Linked DNA regions of Homo sapiens: region 1 is linked to region 2. A link is a loop called in an ENCODE intact Hi-C map of the cell type or tissue named here. Cell type or tissue: heart right ventricle. All regions are shown on one strand. Each heading gives the region's core, and the rest is flanking DNA. Links, peaks and the distances in the headings are about the cores only. Region 1 overlaps NFASC (neurofascin). Region 2 has its middle 14 kb from the start of NFASC.

Region 1 (10,376 bases), core at 1,387-9,386, 71 kb after region 2:
GACGTGCTGCACCCGCCTCAGTCTCCCAAAGTGCTGGGATTACAGACGTGATTCCCACTTGGCCTTGAGTTTTTCACTGTGAGATGGCAAGAGGTTTCATCTGGTTCAGAGGTAGGGGAATGAAACCTCTCAAGTTCCTTCCAGCTGTGGGATTTGGGGTTTTTGATTTTTTCCTAGTTGACCCCACCCTGAGTTCCCAGGTGTTTCAAAAGCAAAATTTTATGCAGGATCAGCGTCAGAGAGAACCCAAAAGAAAGTCCTGTCTTTGAATGGATGTATCATGTCCATTTGCACCTTGCTGACTGAGACAGGAGACAGATGAAAGTGGATGAGGACACGTCTTTCAGGAGTTTCAGGCCTCCCAAGCTAACCAGAGAAATGCCTGTCTCTTTTCAGAATAAGCGAAGAGTGTAGCAGCCCTCCTGCCCTCCCTCCTGGGACTGCAACTCACAAATGTCAGTTACTATGGATACGGGCAACTGAGGCTCCCCTGGGGCAGGGGCAGAGGTGGAGGCTGTTTGTGGCAGTGATGCAGGGTAGTGTCGCTGTGTTCCCCACAATGGTGCCTCAGCATGGCAGGCAGGGACCGGCTTTGCTTGAGCCTCTACCTTGGCCCTAGGGACTGGACCCCAGGTTGACCAGCAGATGCATCTGTTGAGCCACCCCTGGGGGTGTGTGCCCCTGAAGTAGGCGACACCTGTGCAGAGCCGCTGGGCATTAAGTGGCAGGTAGGGCACAGTTCAGGTTGGGGAGGCCTCTCTATTGGTGACAGATGCATAGCTCCCTCCTCTTTTTTCTGATTGTATTAAAAGTAATGGCAAAAATTGCAATTACATTTGCACCAACCAAATAGAGCCTGCTAGGCTAATGCTAGTAGTTCCTCTGCTCCCTGGAGCTCATTTCTGGGTTGGAGTCACTATCCAGTTGAGCTTTACTATGAGTGGGGCCTTGTCCTGAAGACAGAAGGCAGCAGCAGAAGGTAGGGAAGAGCTTCTGGTATGAGACGGGAGACACAAGCCCTGCCGTCAATGAGCTTCAGTCTGATGGGGGGAACCACGGGTTCCTGAAGAACACGGGATAGTAGACAAAAGACAGAAGGAAAAACCCATCAGTCCCTTGTTTCTGACAAAGATTCTTTGCTTGACAAAGATTCTTTGCTTGACCAAACTTTAGCCAGGTTCCTGAACCTTCCGCTAGGCCTACCTCGGCACTTCCTTATAAAATCCAGTTTTAGCAAGAACCCTGCTAAGTCAGTTTGACAAGAACCCCCCACCTTGGATATCTGATCACCCTTGATATCTGACTAGGTTCCTCATCCTCCACCACTCCCCAGGTGATGTCTGATCACCCTGGCCTGTTTGCAGCAGGAATCCTGTTCGGTCTGTTTAGCCAGAATCCCCCTTACTCCTGATGTTTCCTCTTAGTAATTTTCCATCCACCAACCCCCACCCTGCTTCTTGGCTATAAATTCCCACTCACCCACGCTGTATTCAGAGTTGAGCCCAATCTCTCTCCCCGACTGAAAGACCCTATTGCAGTGCTCCCTGCACCTATCTGGATGGTCCTGAATAAAGTCTGCCTTACCACGCTTTAACAAGTGGTATTGGATAATTTTTTTCTTTAACATTTCAACCCACCCCAACCCCTGGCCATGCCTTCCTTCATGCTTCCCCTAAAGTCAGGCTCATCTCCATGGTATACAAGGCACTGCATGATCTGGCCCTCCCTACCCTGCCCCACAGTTCCCCCTGCTCTGCCGGGCTGTCTTTAGGCTTTTCCTCAATGTTCCAGCCAGCTCTAGCCTTGGGGCCTTTCCTTTTTCTTCCCTCTGCCTTAAGCTATTCCCCCCCTCACCTCCCAGTTCGCTCCTTTATTTTATTTAAGTCTCTCTTTGATATCACTTCCTGACCACCCTATGTAAAATCTGCCCTTTCTTTCCCCACTGTGTATTTCTTCATAGCACTTCCCCACTACCTGCACTTACGTCTCTGTTTATTGTTTCATGGCCCGTCTCCCCCACTGGAAGGTAGGCTCTGTGAGTGCTGGGACAATGTCTTGTTTACCCCTGAATCCCATTGCCAAGAGCATTGCCTGGCACCTGTGAGGCCCTCGGTAAATATTTGATGAATAAGTGAAAACTGTAGCTCAGTGTTTCTCACTGAATTCTGGGAGAATGTTTACCATGTGCTTTTCTATTATTTTACCAGTTAAAAGACAAAACTTCTCTTTTGCAATTCTAATTTGAAATTGAAAGATGTTTTTCATAAAAGTGGATTTTGGTTTCTTAGGATAGTGTCTCTCACACTGGGGTATATAGACGCCCGGGGTTCTCAGGTATGCTCATGGGAGTCTGGGAGGTATTCTTTCCTTTGGAATACGCCTACATATGAGTCAAGTTTGGGAAAACCCGTGTATAGCTGCTGGAGGCCATGGATAAGGGCTGAAGGTCAAGCATAAGGGCTAGAGGTAGGGTGTGTTGGAGTTGTCTCCAGAGAACTTTCTAGAAAGCCGATCTTAAACAGTAGTTACAAGGAAGGGGTGAGCCTCAACACAGGATAGAATGGCACTGGATGACTCGCACTGGGAGCCCAGCTTATGTGAATGCAGAGAAGCTATATGTGGCAAGCACTATAGGCCATAAGGGGCTTGGCTGAAACACGGCAGCCTGACTGAATAGGAGTTTCAACTTGGATAGAACAAGGTGCAGAGTTGAGGGCACTTCATACCCCAAAAGTCGAAATTTGAGTGAGTGACAGCTGTGCAGGGCTGGGGCGGCACTGGAGCAGCGACCCATAAACTCTGCTTTCTAGCCCCTTCCCCATCACTTACATCCCATTGAAGTCATGTCAGCATGAAGGCCCCACCAGGGAGCATCGACCCCGCTCTGTGGCCTGTGCAGCTGGGGTGTGGAGTATATGTGCTCAGGAGTCAGCTGGCAGGTGGAAGATGACCCAGCCCTCCGGAGGATGGTCCCCAGCTCACCAGCTTGCAGTCCTTTGTTTAACCAGGAACCTAGCAGGCCAGAGGTCAGCATTTTTCTTGGAAGACTGTCAAAGCATGCCTGTAGCTGAAGAGGAGCAGGGTCAGATTCCCAGGGAGTGGGCCAGCATAAGGTCCTATCACTGCTTAGTTCTGCACTGTCTGCAGTCTGGCTGGTGCCAGCAGCATGGGATTGGCAGGGCAGCTTCCATAGTCTGGCCATAGAACCACAGGCCTGAGCCACTGGAAGGCCCTTTACAAGCCACACAGTGACCTCCATGCTGCAGGGATGAGTGGTGCCTGAGTCCCAGAGAGTTACTGGAAGATCTGAGACCTGAACCCGGATGTCCTGACACCTAGCGTGGTGCTCCCTCTGCCATCTCCTGATCAGGACAGGGAACCCAGGTGGGTAACCCAGTGGGGAACCCAGCATAACAGTGCCTCGACATCTTGGTTTTTCCCTCCCCTGCGTCTCACACAGAAGTATTAAGTTGACGTTGGGAGGCTGAAATAAATGCATCCCACTCTCTGCTGGAGTGACAGTGATTCTCCTTGGACATGTAGCTATAATGTGGCTCTCTCACCCTGTCAGGGCCTTGGGTGTTTTCAGGGGTGAGGGGTGTGTGTGGAAGGACTGTGATTCAGGAACTTTCAAGCCTCAGGGTAGCATCTATATGTAGGGCAGCTTGTACAGAAAGGCTGCTGGGCCTGGGGAGAAGGAGGTCTATGCCACTCAAGGTGCTACCTTTTCTCTGTCAGCTGCTTTTTCCACCTCCCTCTGGTTCTTCAATGGTCAGCAATCTCATTGGTGGTCCCTGAAGTCAATACCCCTTGGGTATTGAGAGCCTCTTCTTCCCTGGCCCTGGAGTTTAGGAAGGCAGGCGAGGGAATGGAGCTGAGGTAGAGAGAACCACCTGCGGTAGAAGATAGGCTGAGGGTGTGTTCTAACTTCTTAACTTGGCAGGGAGTGATGTCTGGATGTTAAGACCTCTGCTTTTGGAGTCCAGGACACCTAGATTTGTACCTGAGCCCCTCCCCTGACCTTGAATAGGCTACTTACTTAGCCTTTGTGAGCCTCAGCTTGAAAAATGGAGTTAATAGCCCCTCGCACATAGTACTGTTCTGAGGATTAGCTGAGGTCGTGCATATCAGCAGAGTACCGTTTGAGTGCCCAGCACACAGTAGGCATATATGATCATGTGATAACATCACCATCACCATCACCACGTGATGGCTGGGTGCCTGCACTGCACCCACCAGCATGCTGGGTGCTATGGGAAATAAAGAGAGTGCCACACTTCAGCCATAGAGCGCATGGTCTTACTAGAGAGAGAATCACACAGGAAAGAGAGGATGTGCCAAACTAAGATTGAGAGATTTAGATTATGGGATATTGGGAGAGATCCATAAAGAAGTAGCTGGGCACAGTGGCTCACACCTATAATCCCAGTACTTTAAGAGGCTGAGGCAGGAGAATCACGTGAGACCAAGAGTTTGAGACAGGAGGATCACTTGAGGCCAAGAGTTTGGGCAACATAATGAGACCCCCATCTTTTTTTTTAATATGTAAAATAAAATAAACTGAAAAAGATGATTTTAAAGACCTTTTGAGGAGCCCAGGGTGGGAACAACTTGATAAATATTCAAAATAATATTTCACTTTTAGTATCTCCTCTCACCCACCCATCACCCCTAAAGTGAACATTTTAGAATAACACAGTGTGGAACAAGGAGGAAATTGTTCCAGCCGTGGGCCAGCAGAAGTCCTGAGTGGCCAGGAGCCCGGGGAATAGAACCCTTCACCTTCACCCTCCCCTTTGCCCTGTGGGGGGGGAAGCATGGTACACTGGGCACCTCCTTGCCAAAGTCCAGAAAATCTGTGTGGCTAAATGGTGAAAGAATTTTCCACCCTCTTTGCCCTCACTGGACTTTGTGGGATGCTAGAAATATTTTGCAACCCACCGTCAGAGAAAGAATTGACCAGGGCTGGTGCCAAAATATTCAGTACATTCAAAAGAGTCTTTTGTTTTATGAAGAAAGTGACTGGGCTGGGAGCCTCGTCTTCTGATTTGACATCACAGCCTGGTGGGTGGGGCCTTCTACTGATCCTGTCCCCACTCCCTGGTTCAAAGTTCCTTAGCCTAGTGAAGATTCTTTAGGAAAGCTAAGTTCTGGTTCAGTTTGTGAGTTCCATAACCTTAGACACATTCTTCACCCCCTTTGGCATTCACTGCTCATCTGTGAAATGGTGAGACTATTCCACTCCTGTCGAAGGGTGAGTTCTTGTTCCCCAAGAATGACCTCTTGTTCCATTTCCAGCTCTCAGGTCTGAGCTTGCATGAAGTGAGTGTTGCCCCTTTCCAGATGGGCACTCTGTGATGTCAAACATGTAATTCTGTCATTATCCGAAACACGTCTGAGCTATGCTTTCGAAATCGCTTTCGAGGCTGCAGCACATTCTTTGAATATCCTCAGGGATGGGCAGTCTTCTTCCTTTTAGAGGGAATTTGATTTCTGCAAGCCGCCTAATCAGGACAATAAGTCTAGGCTCAAGCTAAATGAAGATACTTTTAGTTCCAAACAAATGAAGCTGATTTCGTTCAGCTTCTAAACTGACTCAGCAGTCGGTTCCAAATAAAGTTTCAAAAATGCTTTAAGCAAGAACTGCATCATTAAAACAGCAGGTGGTAGGCTATTATAACTTTTAAGGACAGCACTCATTTGGACTTTTAAAAATTATGATTTTTAAAAAAAATTAATTTGCTACTTTATATTTACATCTCATTTTTGTAAAAAGTAATTATTCTCTTTATTCCTATTCATTTGCTAATGTGTTTTTATGTGTCTGGCTGTTTATGCTTTTTATTTCCATAAAAATGTGGCTTACTCAGATCACTATTAGCTATAAAAACATAAAATGTCCTAGCTCAGTGGTTCTCAAACCTATCTCAGCTTGTTCAAACCTAGACTGCTGGGCCCACACTCAGAGTTCCTGATTCGGGAAGTCTGGGAGGGGCCCAATAATTTGCATTTTTCATACGTTCCCAGATTCTGCTGCAGGACCACAAGTTGAAAACCCCTGGTCCAGCTGAGGTGCTTTGGTCATCTAGTTCAACCCCCTTGTACAAATCAGTAAACTGAGGCCCAGGGAGACGCAACTCCCTTGCCTAGTGTTATAGAACTAGTTACTGACAAAGTTGGAACTGGAGCCCAGGGATTCTGTATGCCCATTCTAGTGCTCTAAAATGATCATTTCTTGGTTGAAGACTTCTTAGCATGACTGTAGGTTCTTACCATTTTGCAGGACCCTATCGAATTCAAATATTCCAGCCTGTTATCCTTTTTAGCACAACTGTGTCATGATTTTTATTTCATCACAGGAAGAGCCTGTGTTTAATTTGCCTCATTAAAAAAAATTGTGATAAAATATACATAATATAAAATGTACCATTTTAATCATTTCAGTTGTATGGTTCTGTGATATTAAGTACATGTATGTTGCTGTGTGCATCTACATTGCCGCCATCCATCTCCAGAACTTTCTCATCTTCCCAAAATTAAAACTCTACTCATTAAACAATAACTCCCTATTCCCTCCTCCCCCAAGCACCTGGGAACCGTCATTCTGCTTTCTGTCTCTATGAATTTGACCTCTCTAGGTAGGTCATATGAGTAAAATCATACAGTATTCGTCCTTTTGTGAGTGGCTTATTTCACTTAGCATGAATGTCTTCAAGGTTCATCCAGGTTGTAGCATGAGTCAAAATTTCCTTCTTCCAAATACTGAATAATAGACCTTTATTTGCATGGATATACCACATTTTGTTTATCCATTGTCAATGGACATTTGGGTTGTTTCCACCTTTTAGCTTTTGCAAATCATGTTGCTATGAACATGGGTGTACAAACAGCTCTTCAAGTGCCTGCTTCCAATTCTTTGGCATATCTGTACCTGGATATGATGTGGAATTGCTGGATTATGTGGTAATTCCATGTTTAATTTTTTTGAGGAGCCTGATTGGCTTTTTTTTTTTTTTTTTTTTTTTTTTTTTTGAGACAGGGTCTTACTCTGTTGCTGTCACCCAGGCTGGGGTAAGATCATGGCTCACTGTAGCTTCGAACTCCCAGGCTCAAACAGTCCTCCCACCTCAGCCTCCCAAGTAGCTGGGACCACAGGTGTGTACCACAACGCTCAGCTAATTTTTTATATTTTTTGTAGAGCCAGGGTTTTGCCATGTTGGCCAGGCTGGTCTCAAACTCCTGGGCCCAAGCAATCAGCCCGCCTTGGCCTCTGAAAGTGCTGGGATTACAGGCATGAGCCACCATACCTGGCCCCTGATTGGCTGTTAATTCTGGGAGTTGGAGGCTGGAAATACAGCTCTGTTCTTAATAAATTGGTGGGTAAACAGAGCCTGAACAGTCCCTGGCTCTTACCCATCTGGTGCTACTCTTGGTGCTCCCCTGAGGCCTTGTGATAAAAGAGACCCTGTTATTCACAGTTCATGGCCGGAGGCTGCAAATGGTCTCTAGGGTTTTCTCTCTTCTCCCCCTTGGCTCTCTCTGATTTCCGTGTCACCAGTTTCCATCCATATTTGTCTCCCTCTTTGCCTTTGGGCAGTTATCTGCTTGTATTTCTGTCTACCAAATCTAGCCAACCCCAAAGCACTCCCACTGTACTGCAGAACCAAGTCTGGAACCAATGGGTCAGCTTCATTACACTTGCCAAAAGACAAAATTACAACAAATTTAGTTAAAGATCGAATTAGCTTTTATTTGTGATCCTAGAATTGGGCAATACCTCATTCTTTAAAATGGAATGAGTGTTCCCATGACCTGAGCAGAGGAGGTTGGCTTTATAAGCAGAAAAAAGCTGAAGAAAACAGTCACAGAGAACAAAAAGCAGATTGGTCATTTCAAACTAACTGTCCTTCTAGGGTTAAAACAGAGGGGACTTCCTTATGCTGACTCAGGTTGACTGGAATCTTCTGGATTTTTGAAAACTGGCCCATTTCAAAGTTTGGTTTGATTCCATGGCACTGAGCACAAGTGACCTCGCATAAACTTTGTTTAATACACAACACCTTAAATTCTGTAATGAAATGGGATTGTAATCTAAGGAGGCAGTATGCCAGGTCATGGGGTGGGAAGACCTCCCATATAGTAGAGATTTTAAAATGCTTACAGAATTAAATGAATGAGTATGACAAGATGGCAAGAATGCTGTCAGGCAGAGCTCTAGGGCTGGCCATTTTGTAGGAAACAGCCAATTACATGGGTTGGTTTTCACCACAATCCAGCAGTCTGGGGATCCACCAACTCTAGGGAACCCTGTGCTGCCCTAGAGTTAGAGGAGGCAATGGGGAAGCCTCATGCTTTCTGCTTCTGAATGATCCCAGCTTGAGAGTTGAAGCACGAGTCTTCCTTGGGGTTCACCCTGGTTGGGATGCTTCCCGTGGGTTGTCAGGCAGTGAGTCCAGGAGTCAGCCGTGTTTCAGGAGCTCAAGGGCAAGAACGACCAGGCTTTGGTTTTGTTGATTCGAGGTTTCTGCCTGTCTGCACAACCTCGAATTTCTCTTACCTGATTTCAGGGAATATTGTGAAACTCTAAAACCAAAACTATTATTTTTTACATTTAAGGAAACTTAAAATGATACAATATTCTTTTCCTAGGTGATTTACAAAATCCTTCTGTCAATGAAGTTAAACTAATAGCAGCCAAGTATAGAGCCCCCATAAGGCTTGTTTCCACATCACCTTCCCAACTTTCCCAGGATCAGTTAACTGAGTGGATAGGTTACTTTAAAGAAAATGTTTTGAAGCAGCATGATGCCTATTATTGATGTCATCAGAAATTACCCTTTTGGTGATAGTACAAGTGCTTCATTACGCAGGTTAACAGGAAAAGTGAAGCAGGTGTGGTAGTTAATCCACAAAATCCATATTGGCTCAGAATAGCAGGTTATTTTGTGACAGCAGAAGCTACCACCTTTCTGAATAGTCTTACGGTGTTCACTTTTACCCACACACTGGTGAATATCTTCTCAGCCCTGGGGACTTTGTGTTTCCCTTCCTCCAGGCTATGTTCCCTGAAGGAGGTAGTCTAGACGTCCGCCCCCAGTGTGCAATATCCTTGTTTCCTTTCCTCAATTAGAATGGAGGCTTCTCAGAGATCCCAGATCCCAGAAACAGTCCGGGAAGGCCAATGTACTGGGTGGTAATTGGTGAGATTTATCTGGCGGCTGGGAGCTGTCATCAGGTTTTCAGAGTACAAATTTGTATTAATAGAATCCATTAACATCAGTGCTTGCAGCAAATTGTAACCAGACTCCACCTTATCACAGCACCATGCTACTGCTTCAGAGGGTAATTCCCCTCCGGCAGCCGACTTCTCTTTCCTGCTGTTCTGTGTGTAAAAATGAGAGGATGTTTATTTCCTCGGGGCTGTAACAAAGTCATCAAATGAGACCAAAAAGGTCTTTGTGGGCCTCCCCTATCTCTGAGAGCTGCTCTGGTGCCATCTGCTTAGGGTGAGGCTGAGCACACAGGCAAATTGGTTGACTTGCCTGACAGAAGATGTAGGGGAAGAGTTGTTTCTTATTTAAAATCCCCTGAGGTGGAGGCTGTGCGATGACCCCTGGGTAACACCTATCCCTTCCTGCATCCATCCATTCACGCAGGTTGTGTTGGCTGCACATGTGCTCATGCTGAAGCAGCCCAGAGTGCAGAGCTGTGAGACCTGCTGCATGCCTGCCCAGAGCCCCCATGTGATTGAGGGATCCAGACGGCACTATGTGAAAACCTAGGAAGCAATACAGGGCAGGCCTGGGGGCAACCAACCCCATCCTTTTATAAGTAAATAAAGTGGGCACGGGAAACTTAGCTTTTTCTCTTGAACTTGGTATGAAGAAAAATCAGAAGGGGAGAAGGGAAACATTTTCAGTAGCTTAAGTAAAGGTCCTTGAGAAAAAGGATGCCTGGTGTCTTTGGAAAGCAGGGAGGCACTTTTTTTTTTTTCTTTTTTTTTGAGATGGAGTCTCACTCTGTCGCCCAGGCTAAAATATAATAGCATGATCTCTGCTCACTGCAACCTCTGCCTCCCAGGTCCCAGCTATTCTCCTGCCTCAGCCTCCCGAGTGGCTGGAATTACAGGCGCCCACCACCACACCTGGCTAATTTTTGTATTTTTAGTAGAGACAGGGTTTTGCCATGTTGGCCAGGCTGGTTTCTAACTTCTGACCTCGGGTGATCCACCCGCCTCAGCTGCCCAAAGTGTTGGGATTACAGGCGTGAGCCACCGCACCTGGCCAGGGAGGCACTTTTCTAAGAAGTGGGTGGTAGAGGGAGTGATAGTGGCATGCATCCCCTGATGCTCACCCAATGGTCTCACCCTGGTAGTG
Region 2 (10,376 bases), core at 1,437-9,436:
TGGGATGCTTCCCAGAATGACAGCATCAGTCTTCTCTGAGTGGTGAGATTTTCAAGTGTTTTTCAATAATAATAATGACAATAATGATACTTAGAATAATCATGATAAAAATAGTTTGTTTAATCATCTACCTGTTGAAGGACATCTGGGCTATTTTGAATTTTCACCTATTACAAATAAAGCTGCCATGAACACTTGGTGTACAGGTTTTGGTGTGAACGTAAGTTTTTATTTCTTAGACATAAATGTCCAAGAGTGCAATTAAGGCTTGTTTTATGGCCTAGCATATGGCCTATCCCTGATGTTCCATGTGCACTTGAGAAGGATATATATTCTGTTGTTGGATAGAGTGTTTCATAGATGGCTGTTAGGTTCAGTTGGTTTACAGTGTTGTTACAGTTTTCTATTTCCTTGTTGATCTTCTGTCCAGTGGTTCTGTCTATTTTTGAAAGTGGGATGTTGAAGTCTCCAACTATTACTGTTGAATTGTCTATTTAATTTCTGTCAGGTTTTGCTTCATGTATTTTGGTGCTCTGATATTAGGTGCATATATGTTTATAATTTTTACATCTTTCTGATGAATTGAACTTTTTGTCATTATAAAATGCCTTTGTTTGTCTCTAGGGACATTTTTTATTTTGAAGTGTTTTGTTTTATATCAATCAGTATAGCTGCCCCAGCTTTCTTGTGGTTGCTGTTTGCATAATATATATTTTTTCCACTTTTCTACTTTCTATTTGTATCTTTAAATAAAAAGCATGTCAGATAACCTCTGTCTCTAGGAACAGGAAAAGATTTCATGATGAAGACACCAAACGCAATTGCAACAAAAGCAAAAATTGACAAATGGGATCTAATTAAACTAAAGTACTTCAGCGCAGCAAAAGAAACTATCAACAAATTAAACAGACAACCTACAGAATGGGAGAAAATTTTTGCAAACTATGCATCAAAGATCTAATATCCAGTGTCTATTAGGAAGTTAAATTTGACCTTTGTCTAATATCCAGCATCTATATACAAGTTCCTTATAGATGCTCTCATTGTGTAAAGGGATTCTCTAGGTCATGCCCATGTAGCCCTGAACTTAAAATAAAAGTAAAAAAAAAAAAAAAAAAAAAGCAAGTCTACTGTAGACAGCATATAGAGTTAGATGATGTGTTTTTTTCCCAGATAATCTGTCTTTTGATTGAATTGTTTAATCTATTCATATATATTGATATGGTTGGATTTACATCTGCCATTTTACTTTTTGTTTCCTATGTCTCATGTCTTTTTTGTTGCCCCATTACAAAGTGGGCAAAACATGAACAGACACTTTTTCACTTTTCAAAAGAAGACATACATGCTGCCAACAAGCATATGAAAAAAGCTCAACATACTTGATCATTAGAGAAATGTAAGTCAAAGCCACAATGAGATACCATCTCACACCAGTCAGAATGGATACATTAAAAAGTTGCTGGCAAGGTTGCAGAGAAAGAGGAATGCTTATACCAAGTTTGTCCAACCTGCGACCCCCAGGCCACATACAGCCCAGGACGGTTTTGAATGTGGCCCTACACAAATTCATAAACTTTCTTAAAACATTATGAGATTTTTTTTTTTGCAATTTTTTTTAGCTCATTAGCTATTGTTAGTGTTAGTGTTGTTAGTGTTCTTTTTTTTTTTTTTTTTTTTTGAGATGGAGTCTCACTTCTGTCACCACGCTGGAGTGCAGTGGTACGATTTCAGCTCACTGCAATCTCTGCCTCCTGGGTTCAAGCGATTCTCCTGCCTCAGCCTCCCGAGTAGCTGGGACTACAGGCACCCGCCACCACGCCTGGCTAATTTTTTGTATTTTTAGTAGATACGGGGTTTCACCATATTAGCCAGGATGGTCTCGATCTCCGACCTCTTGATCTGCCCGCCTCAGCCTCCCAAAGTGCTGGGATTACAGGCGTGAGCCACCACGTCTGACTCATACACATCTTAAGTCATCAGAATTAGCTTTAGGTTTACACTAGCTTAATTCCAGTGATACATAGAAATGTTTCTTATATATAGTTCTATTCCCTCTCCTCCCTCTTCTGTGGTATTATTATTAAATCAGTTGTCTTTTTTTTTTTTTCTTTTTGAGAGACAGGGTCTCACTCTGTTGCCTAGGCTGGAGTGCAGTGGCATGATCATGGTTCACTGCAGCCTTGAACTCCTGGACGCAAGCAATCACCCTGCCTCAGCCTCCCAAGTTGCTGGGACTACAGGTCCCAACTACTTGGCCATAACATTTATATAACTTTTAAATTTTTGTAGAAGTAGGGGTCTTACTATGTTGCCCAGGCTGGTCTCAAACTCCTGGGTTCAAGTGATCCACCTGCCTTGGCTTCCCAAAGTGCTGGGATTACAGGTGTGAGTCACAGCATCTGGCTGAGGAGCTTTTGAAACCTACAGTTTTCTGGACTCCACCCTAGACCTACAGAATCAGAATCTATATATTTTTAAAGCTCCCGGGTGATTCTGATGATTGACAAGTTTGGGGATCTCTTTTCTAGAAGGTGAGGAAACTGAGGCTAAGATGTAGCACCAGCCATACTCCCAGGGGATGACCAGCCTGTGCCCAGAGCCCAGGCCTTCCAGCTCCCAACCCATACTCTTCCCCGCACACCCTGCTGCTTCCCCATGTGACTGCCCTATGACCTCTCTGTCAGTTTCCTGCTTTTGGCTCCTGCCAGCTTCTCAAAGAGGTAAAATGGATTAGGAGGGGAATCAAGTGCCTTGTAGATTATTGTGCCTTCATGGATTTGAGGGGAAAGTTGGAGACCTTGTACAACCTTTTCCATGGTGACCAACAAGGACCTGGATGAGTCATTCCAAGAAAGGCTTACTCCTCTTTGTTACCTATGAGGAGCTAATACCATAAACTAAAGAATAATCCACCCACTCATTCATCATTTATTAAGTGTCTAGTATATGCCAGGAGTTAGGGCAGGCATTGTAAATAAAAAGATGAATGAGATGCAACTCCTGTTCTCAAGATGTTTATGAAGAACAATGAAGTAAAGAATACATGGAAAATATTTAACCTACTCAAAAAGTTTTGTAAACAGATTTTTTTTATAATAACTTATGTGGTAGCAACATCTGATTAAACCTGAAAATATTTGGTGCGAAAACCTGAGCTGAACTGACATAAGTTAAGGAAATGAATTATAGCTTTATTCATGTCACTTAGTGTGAATATTCATACCTTTTACTGCATACATATTAATGTGTTTGATTTACAAAATTATGCCTCAGACCTCACTGGAGTTGTGACATAACGAATAGTATCTGAACCAAATAATCTTTCTAAAATCTGAAAAATTATGAATTCTAAAATACATCTGGCTCAAGGATTTCAGATAAGGGATTGTGTATCTGTATTTTTTAAGTTCCTTTTGGTTCAGGAGGAATTCCAGAGCTTTGAAGTTCATGGCCATGGTATAAGGCAGAACTTCCAGAAAGAGCCTCTGAATGATAACTGAGATACACGTGTAAGAGCTTCAGCTCTATGTAGGTCAGCCAGGCTACAGCCCTTTATCTTCTATTGCTACAGAGCACTGGACTAAATTTGGCTGGTGAATCTTCTATAGCATCATGCCATAAGCTTGGAGATGGTCTCACCAACTTTGGCAAAGGGCCAAAGAAACAACTGGAACTGTACTGACCCCACAAAGCCAGGGCAGACCCCTCTGCAGGTGCTGGGCAGTGACTCTGAGCCTCTGTCCAGCAGTCAGTGCACAAGTCAGGTTGGGGTCTGACAGGAGGGAACAATTTCCCCAGCAGCTATGTGCAACTCAGCAATGGGAAATCCAGGCATGAAGACATGGAGAATCCAGGGTGAGAGGTAGGCAGCAAGGTGCAACCCTAGACAAGGGGCTCAGGACAGGCCTTCGGTCCCAGAGAAGAGGACAGGTAAAGGCAAGCAAGGACTCAGTCTGAGAAGCTGCCAAGGCAAGAGCTCAGTCAGTGGGGACAGTACAGACGACAAGTTACCTGCCTGAGATTAAAGCAGGGACTGGGCCTCAAGTATGAGACTGGGCCTGCTCAGTATCAAGGCTGCCTGGATCTGAGTTGCACTCTAGAGAGCTAAGTCTTTCCCTACTAAGGTCTAGTTCGACCCCTGAGACTGAGCATGGACCAGATTCAAGGAAGGTTCCCTCTGCAGGCAGGGCCTGGCACCAGAGACCAAAGGTCCACAGAGAAGAGAGATTAGGAATCCCTCCAGTCCTAGGCACCATAGTGACTTGATTTGGTCCCTGTGCAGTAGAGAATGACCTTCCCCACAGAAAGGTTTGATCCTTGCCCAGATGCTGGGAGGTAACCCCTAAGCCCATAGAATATCCTGCCTGATAAGGGTGTGTTTGTTTACCTGCAGGTCTATGGCCATGCCGGGTAGTTTGAATGCTAACAATGCAGTATATGGAATTGGGGGCAGGAAGAAGGTGTTAAACCACCCACTGTCAGTTTGGTTTCTGGAGGGGCTGGAGACTAAGATGTGTGCGATCAGTCACACCTACATGATTAACTCCCAGTAAAAAGCCCTGGACCCCAAGGCTTGGGTGAGCCCCTCTAGCTGGCAGTACTCTCCGTGTGTTGCCCCATATCACTGCTGAGAGAAGTAGGCACTGTCCACAAGCCTTTCCTGGGAAAGGACAACTGGACACTCACACCTGTTCTCTCCTGGCCCAGCCTTATGTGTGTAATGGTTTTTCTGAGTTCTCCAGGTCCTTCTAGTAAATCACTGAAACTGTAGGCGGTCTTGGGGACCTCCCAAACTCCCAAATGGGGCAGTCCCATTTTCCTCCCTAAAACAGACCCCAGATGGACCCTGAATGCCAGGCCTTTTCGTGTCATTCTTATTCCTCCAGGCGCTCCACCATCTCAAGTGCCTCAATGACCCGCTGAATCCCTCTGCAGATCAGTGTGCCATGGCAGCCAGTCTCTTCATCCCCACGACTGGGGCCAGGGGGAGACAGTGCAGCTATGTGAGTGTTCCATCTGCACCGGGTCACAGAGTTCCGTGTCTATTTCTGGCTTCCAGGCCACTTTCCAACAAGAAGTCCAATTATGGAACTAAAATGTGACTTGGACATTGTATATTAGCAATGATTTTATGAGTTCCTATATAAATAACTCACCCTTAACCCCCCACTCCCCACTCAGTGGAGGAGCTGCCTGATCACAGTGAGATCTCCAGCAAGTCCCTTCTCATCTCCAGACTTCAGCTTCCTCCCTATAAACTAATACCTGCCCTGCCGACTCTATAGCTCATGAAGACTAATTATAACCTAGTGTCTGTAAGTGCTTTGTGATATGCAAACTTCAGGAAAGGACATTTTCAGAGGGAGCACAGAGGGTTCTGCTCTGACTAGCTTTGGGTAAAAGCCAAAACTTTTGTCTATGTCTCCTATGTCTCCATTTTCCTTAGAAAAATATTTTATTACCAGCAAACTAAAATAACAACCTTCAAGAAAATTTAAAAAATAGAATGTAGAGCAGGAGAGTACATTCACTTATGCTTTGTGAGTTCCCCGCCCCTATTTCTTTATAAGCATAATTTTAATTGCCTATAACATAGAAAAAGGCTCTCCTCCCTTCACATTTTCACCTAAACCCCTTCTTTTCACCAAGGGAAGTCAACCTTAGTCGTGATTTCACTTTCACTGTGATCCTTGCCCCGATCCCCATAATTCTGGGGGCTTTCCTGCCCGCTGGTCCCTTCCCTTGGTTGTCCCAGCTGATCCCTGCATGGCACAGACACAGCATTATCATTGATGAAGTGTTTTTCCAGAGCAACCACAGCCCAGGTGGTGAGATAGGCATTATTACCCTGTGGGCTCCCTCAGGTGCCACAGCCTGATCCCTCTCAACTTCTCTAATGAGCTGGAAGACAGGAAAAATAACCTCATGAATATGCAGGTGCCATGTCCTGAGACTGGGATCTGTCCTCATCTCTTCTTCCTAAGACATCCTTGCTCCCTCTTCCATTTTTTCCCCACGTTGCTCCCCACCCAGAAGAATCAATAGAGACCAGCAGGATGAAAAAGGCTTTTCACCACCAACCCCCCAAGGAAAAGAAGCAATTCACAAAAAGCTAAAAATCTGAAGTTTTAGCCCAAACAGTCATGCAAACTTTGCTTTCTACTTTAAAATGTATCTACATTTGCTTAAGACATATGCAGTTGGTCCTTGAGCAATGCAGGGTTAGGGACCCCTGCACAGTCAAACATTTGTGTATCTTTTGACTCTCTAAAAACTCAATTACTAATAGCCTATCGTTGACCGAAAGCCTTACCAATAATGTAAGTAGGCAATTAACACACATTTTATGTGTTAATATATTATATGTACATTTTATATATATTATATGTTATGTATATTATGTACTGTATTGTTACAATAAAGTAAGCTAGAGAAAAGGAAATGTTATTAAGAAAATCTGGCCAGGTGCGGTGGCTCATGCTGATAATCCCAGCACTTTGGGAAGCTGAGGAGGGCAGATTACCTGAGGGCAGGAGTTCAAGACCAGCCTGGCCAACGTGGTGAAACCCCATCTCTACTAAAAATACAAAAATAAGCCAGGTGTGGTGGCGGGCACCTGTAATCCTAGCTACTCCAGAGGCTGAGGTGGGGGAATCACTTGAACCTGGGAGGCGGAGGTTACAGTGAGCGGAGATCATGCCACTGCCCTCCAGCCCGGGTGACAAGAGTGAGACTCCACCTCCCCCCCAAAAAATGAAAATCTTAAAGAAGAGAAAATATACTTATTTACTATTCATTAAGTGGAAGTGGATCATCGTAAAGGCCTTTATTCTCTTGTTTTCTTCATGTCGAGTAGGTTGAGGAGGAGGATAAGGAGGGGTTGGCCTTGCTGTCTCAGGGGTGGCAGAGGTGAGAGAAAATTCACATATAAGTGGACTCACACAGTTCAAACCCATGTTATTCAAGGGTCAGCTGAACAGCCATATCTCATTTTATTCTGCTTCATTTTATTTTACTTCCCAGATACTGGGAAGATGCCATCTAGGACTTTCATAGCTACAGAGGAAAAGTCAATGCTTGGCTTCAAAGCTTCAAAGACTGACTCTCTTGTTATGAGCTAAGGCAGCTGGTGACTTGAAGTTAAACCCAACACTCATTTACCGCTTTGAAAATCCTAGGACCCTTAATAATGATGCGAAATCTACTTTGCCTGTGCTCTATCAATGGAACAGCAAAGCCTGGATGACAGCATATCTGTTTAAAGCATGGTTTACTGAATATATTATATACGTGTGCCTGTGTGTGTGTGTGCTTGTGTGGGGGTGGGAGGGGAGAGAGAGAGAGGGAGAGAGAGAGAGACAGGGTCTCACTCTGTTACCCAGGCTGGAGTGCAGTGGCACAATCTCAGCTCACTTCAGCCTTGACCTCCTGGGCTCAAGTGATCCTCCTACCTCAGCCTCCTGAGTAGCTAGAACTAGACACACACCACAACACCTGGCAAATTTTGTTTGTTTGTTTGTTTGTAGAGACAAGGTCTTACTGTGTTGCCCAGGCTGGAGTTTACTGATTATTTTAAGCCCGTTGTTGAGACCAACAGCTGAGAAAAAAATCCTTTCAAAATATTATTGTTTATTGACAATAAAACTGGTCACCCAAGAGCTCTGATGGAGATGTACAAGGAGATGAATGTTGTTTTCATGCCTACTAGCTCAACATCCATTCAATAGCTCATGGAACAAGAAGTAATTTTGACTTCTGAGTCTTACTATTTAAGAAATACGTCTTCTAAGGCTATAGCTGCCAAAGATAATGATTCTTCTAATGGATTTGGGTAAAGAAAATTGAAAACATTCTGGAAAGGATTCACCATTCTAGATGCCATTAAGAACACTCATGATTCATGGGAAGAGGGAAGAAGTTGGTTCCAACCCTCACGATGACTTTGAGGGGTTGAAGATTTCAATGGAGGAAGTAATTGCAGATGTGGTGGAAACAGTAAGAGAACCAGAGTTAGAAATGGAGCCTGAAGATATGACTGCGTTGCTGCAATCTCATGATCAAACTTAAACGAATGAGGAGCTGCTTCTTATGAATGAGCAAAGAAAATGTTTTGTTTTGTTTTGTGACAGAGTTTTAGCTCTGTCACCCAGGCTGGAGTGCAGTGGCACAATTTCAGCTCACCGCAACCTCTTGCCTCCCGGGTTCAAGCAATTCTCATGCCTCAGCCTCCCAAGTGGCAGGGACCACAGGCACCTGCCACCACAGCTGGCTAATTTTTATATTTTTAACAGAGACAGGGTTTCACCATGTTGGCCAGGCTGGTCTCAAACCCTTGACCTCAAGTGATCTGCCCACCTCGACCTCCCAAAGTGCTGGGATTCCAGGTGTGAGCCATCACGCCTGGTGAAAAGTGGTTTCTTGAGATGAAATCCACTCCTGGTGAAGATGCTGTGAACATTGTTGAAATGACAATAAAGGATTTCGGATATTACATAAACTTAGTTGATAAAGCAGTGGCAGCTTTTGAGAGGACTGACTCCAATTTTGAAAGAAGCTCTACCGTGGGTAAAATGCTATCAAACAGCATTGCACGCTACTTTAGTAAAAGGAAGAGTCAACTGATAAGGCAAACTTCATTGTTATTTTAAGAAATTGCCACGGCCATCCCAACTTTCAGCAACCACCACTCTGATCAGTGAGCAGCCATCAACATGAGGCAACACCCTCCACCAGCAAAAAGATTACGACTCGCTGAAGCCTCTGATGATTGTTAGCATTTTTTAGCAATAAAGTATTTTTAAATTAAGGCATGCACATTGTTTTTAAAGATGTGCTATTGCACACTTGATAGACTACATTATAGTATAAACGTGACTTTTATAGGCAGTGGGAAACTGATAAATTTGTGTGACTTGCTTTATTGAAATATTCCCTTTATTGTGGTGGTGTGGAGCCAAACCTGCAGTATCTCGGAGGTATGCCTGGTAGTTTTTGGTTAAAAGCACAGACTCTGAGGCTGGGCGCAATGGCTCACACCTGGAATCCCAGCACTTTGGGAGACGGAGGCAGATGGATCACTTGAGGTCAGCAGTTAGAGACAAGCCTGGCCAACATGGTGAAACCCTGTCTCTACTAAAACTACAAAAATTAGCTGGGTGTGGTGGCACATGCATGTAATTCAAGCTACTCAGGAGACTGAAGCAGAAGAATTGCTTGAACCCAGGAGGCAGAGGTTGCAGCAAACTGAGATCACACCACCGCACTCCAGCCTGGGCAGCAGAGCAAGACTCCAGCTCAAAAAAAAAAAAAAAAAAAAGTACAGACTTGGAACCATACCACATAGGTTCAAATCCAGCTCTTCAGTTTGCTAGCTAGGAGACCTTGGGTAACATATTTAACCTGTCTTTAGCCTAGGTTTTCTCATCACATTGTAGTAATGATTCAATGTGCTTTATCTGTTATCAAGTTCTTAGAGACATGCATATGGTAATCACTACTTGCGTTAGCTATTATTATTTCAGTATACAAATACATAAAATTACCTTCTAGCTAGATTACAAAACTTTCCCCATTCTACCCATGTTCTCATTAAATCTGAGCCAAAATGATGATCCATGAAGATATTTCATGTTCTAGAACCCTTGTTATAGCACTGATACCCCATGTTGAAGTGCATGGAAATAGAGAAAAGTTGGCCCCAGAGCAATCCCAGCCAAAGGCCCTGTAGCAGGGTGTTTGATGCCAACCGGACCAATGCTAAAACCCTTTTGACTGGTGCCAAAGCCCAGCCCAACCTTGTGTGACTGCAGGTTTCTATCTTACTGCTCCTGAACGCAGGCCTATTTGTCAGCCTTGGTACTGTCTTTGCTCATGTTGAGTTCAATTTGGTGCATATTTACTGAAGAAGGGAATGTGAAAAGCAGGATAAAGGAAGTTGCCAAGCCAGGATGTGTCCATGTAAAGGCACATCATACTTTGGCCTGATTCACAGATACTCTGAGTGTAACTCCTCCGAAGAATAGTCATCCTTGAGGCAAGGGGAAGGGATTTTTGCCCCTTGTAAGTCATCACTGGCAACTGCAACCTCCACGCATCTCAGGGAGAGGCAGGTCCTGAAGTGGGATCAGGGCTTCAGGGAGGGACACAGGTGTGACCCCTTCCCCATTAGCTGCAGCACTCACAGCAGCTGGGGGATGGCAGCACCAGCTCTAAAGTGGATATGGCTGGGTCACTAGCAGTGTCTATGTCTGGTTTCCACTTTTTAAGAACGCATCATGCATCATGAGGTTGCCATGGAAGCTATGACACAGAAATTCTAAGCTGGAAGTGGCAATAACAACAGGGACACAGACATGTGACTGAGTGGCTCCAGG

Evidence for each region. A loop is a pair of places that touch in the nucleus more often than their neighbours do. Peaks named below come from ENCODE experiments on the same cell type or tissue, not always from the same donor. Only the 100,000 strongest peaks of a DNase experiment are listed, where the experiment ranks them.
Region 1: a loop joins it to region 2, with 4 times the contacts of the local background. A loop is called at or near these places in 13 of 110 quality-filtered maps.

What each region holds. Positions count from the first base shown.
Region 1 is chr1:204,880,585-204,890,960 of GRCh38, forward strand. All of the region lies in intron 1 of NFASC (neurofascin), which reads left to right. Among named protein-coding and RNA genes, the nearest start is that of NFASC, 57 kb to the left of the region's middle. In heart right ventricle, for the core only: no CTCF peak of the experiment used is centred there; DNase peaks (open chromatin) are centred at 5,046 and 9,172; H3K4me3 peaks cover 453 bases; H3K27ac peaks cover 6,865 bases; H3K27me3 peaks cover 796 bases.
Region 2 is chr1:204,809,369-204,819,744 of GRCh38, forward strand. No RefSeq gene overlaps it. Among named protein-coding and RNA genes, the nearest start is that of NFASC, 14 kb to the right of the region's middle. In heart right ventricle, for the core only: a CTCF peak has its summit at 4,973; a DNase peak (open chromatin) is centred at 4,983; H3K27ac peaks cover 2,249 bases.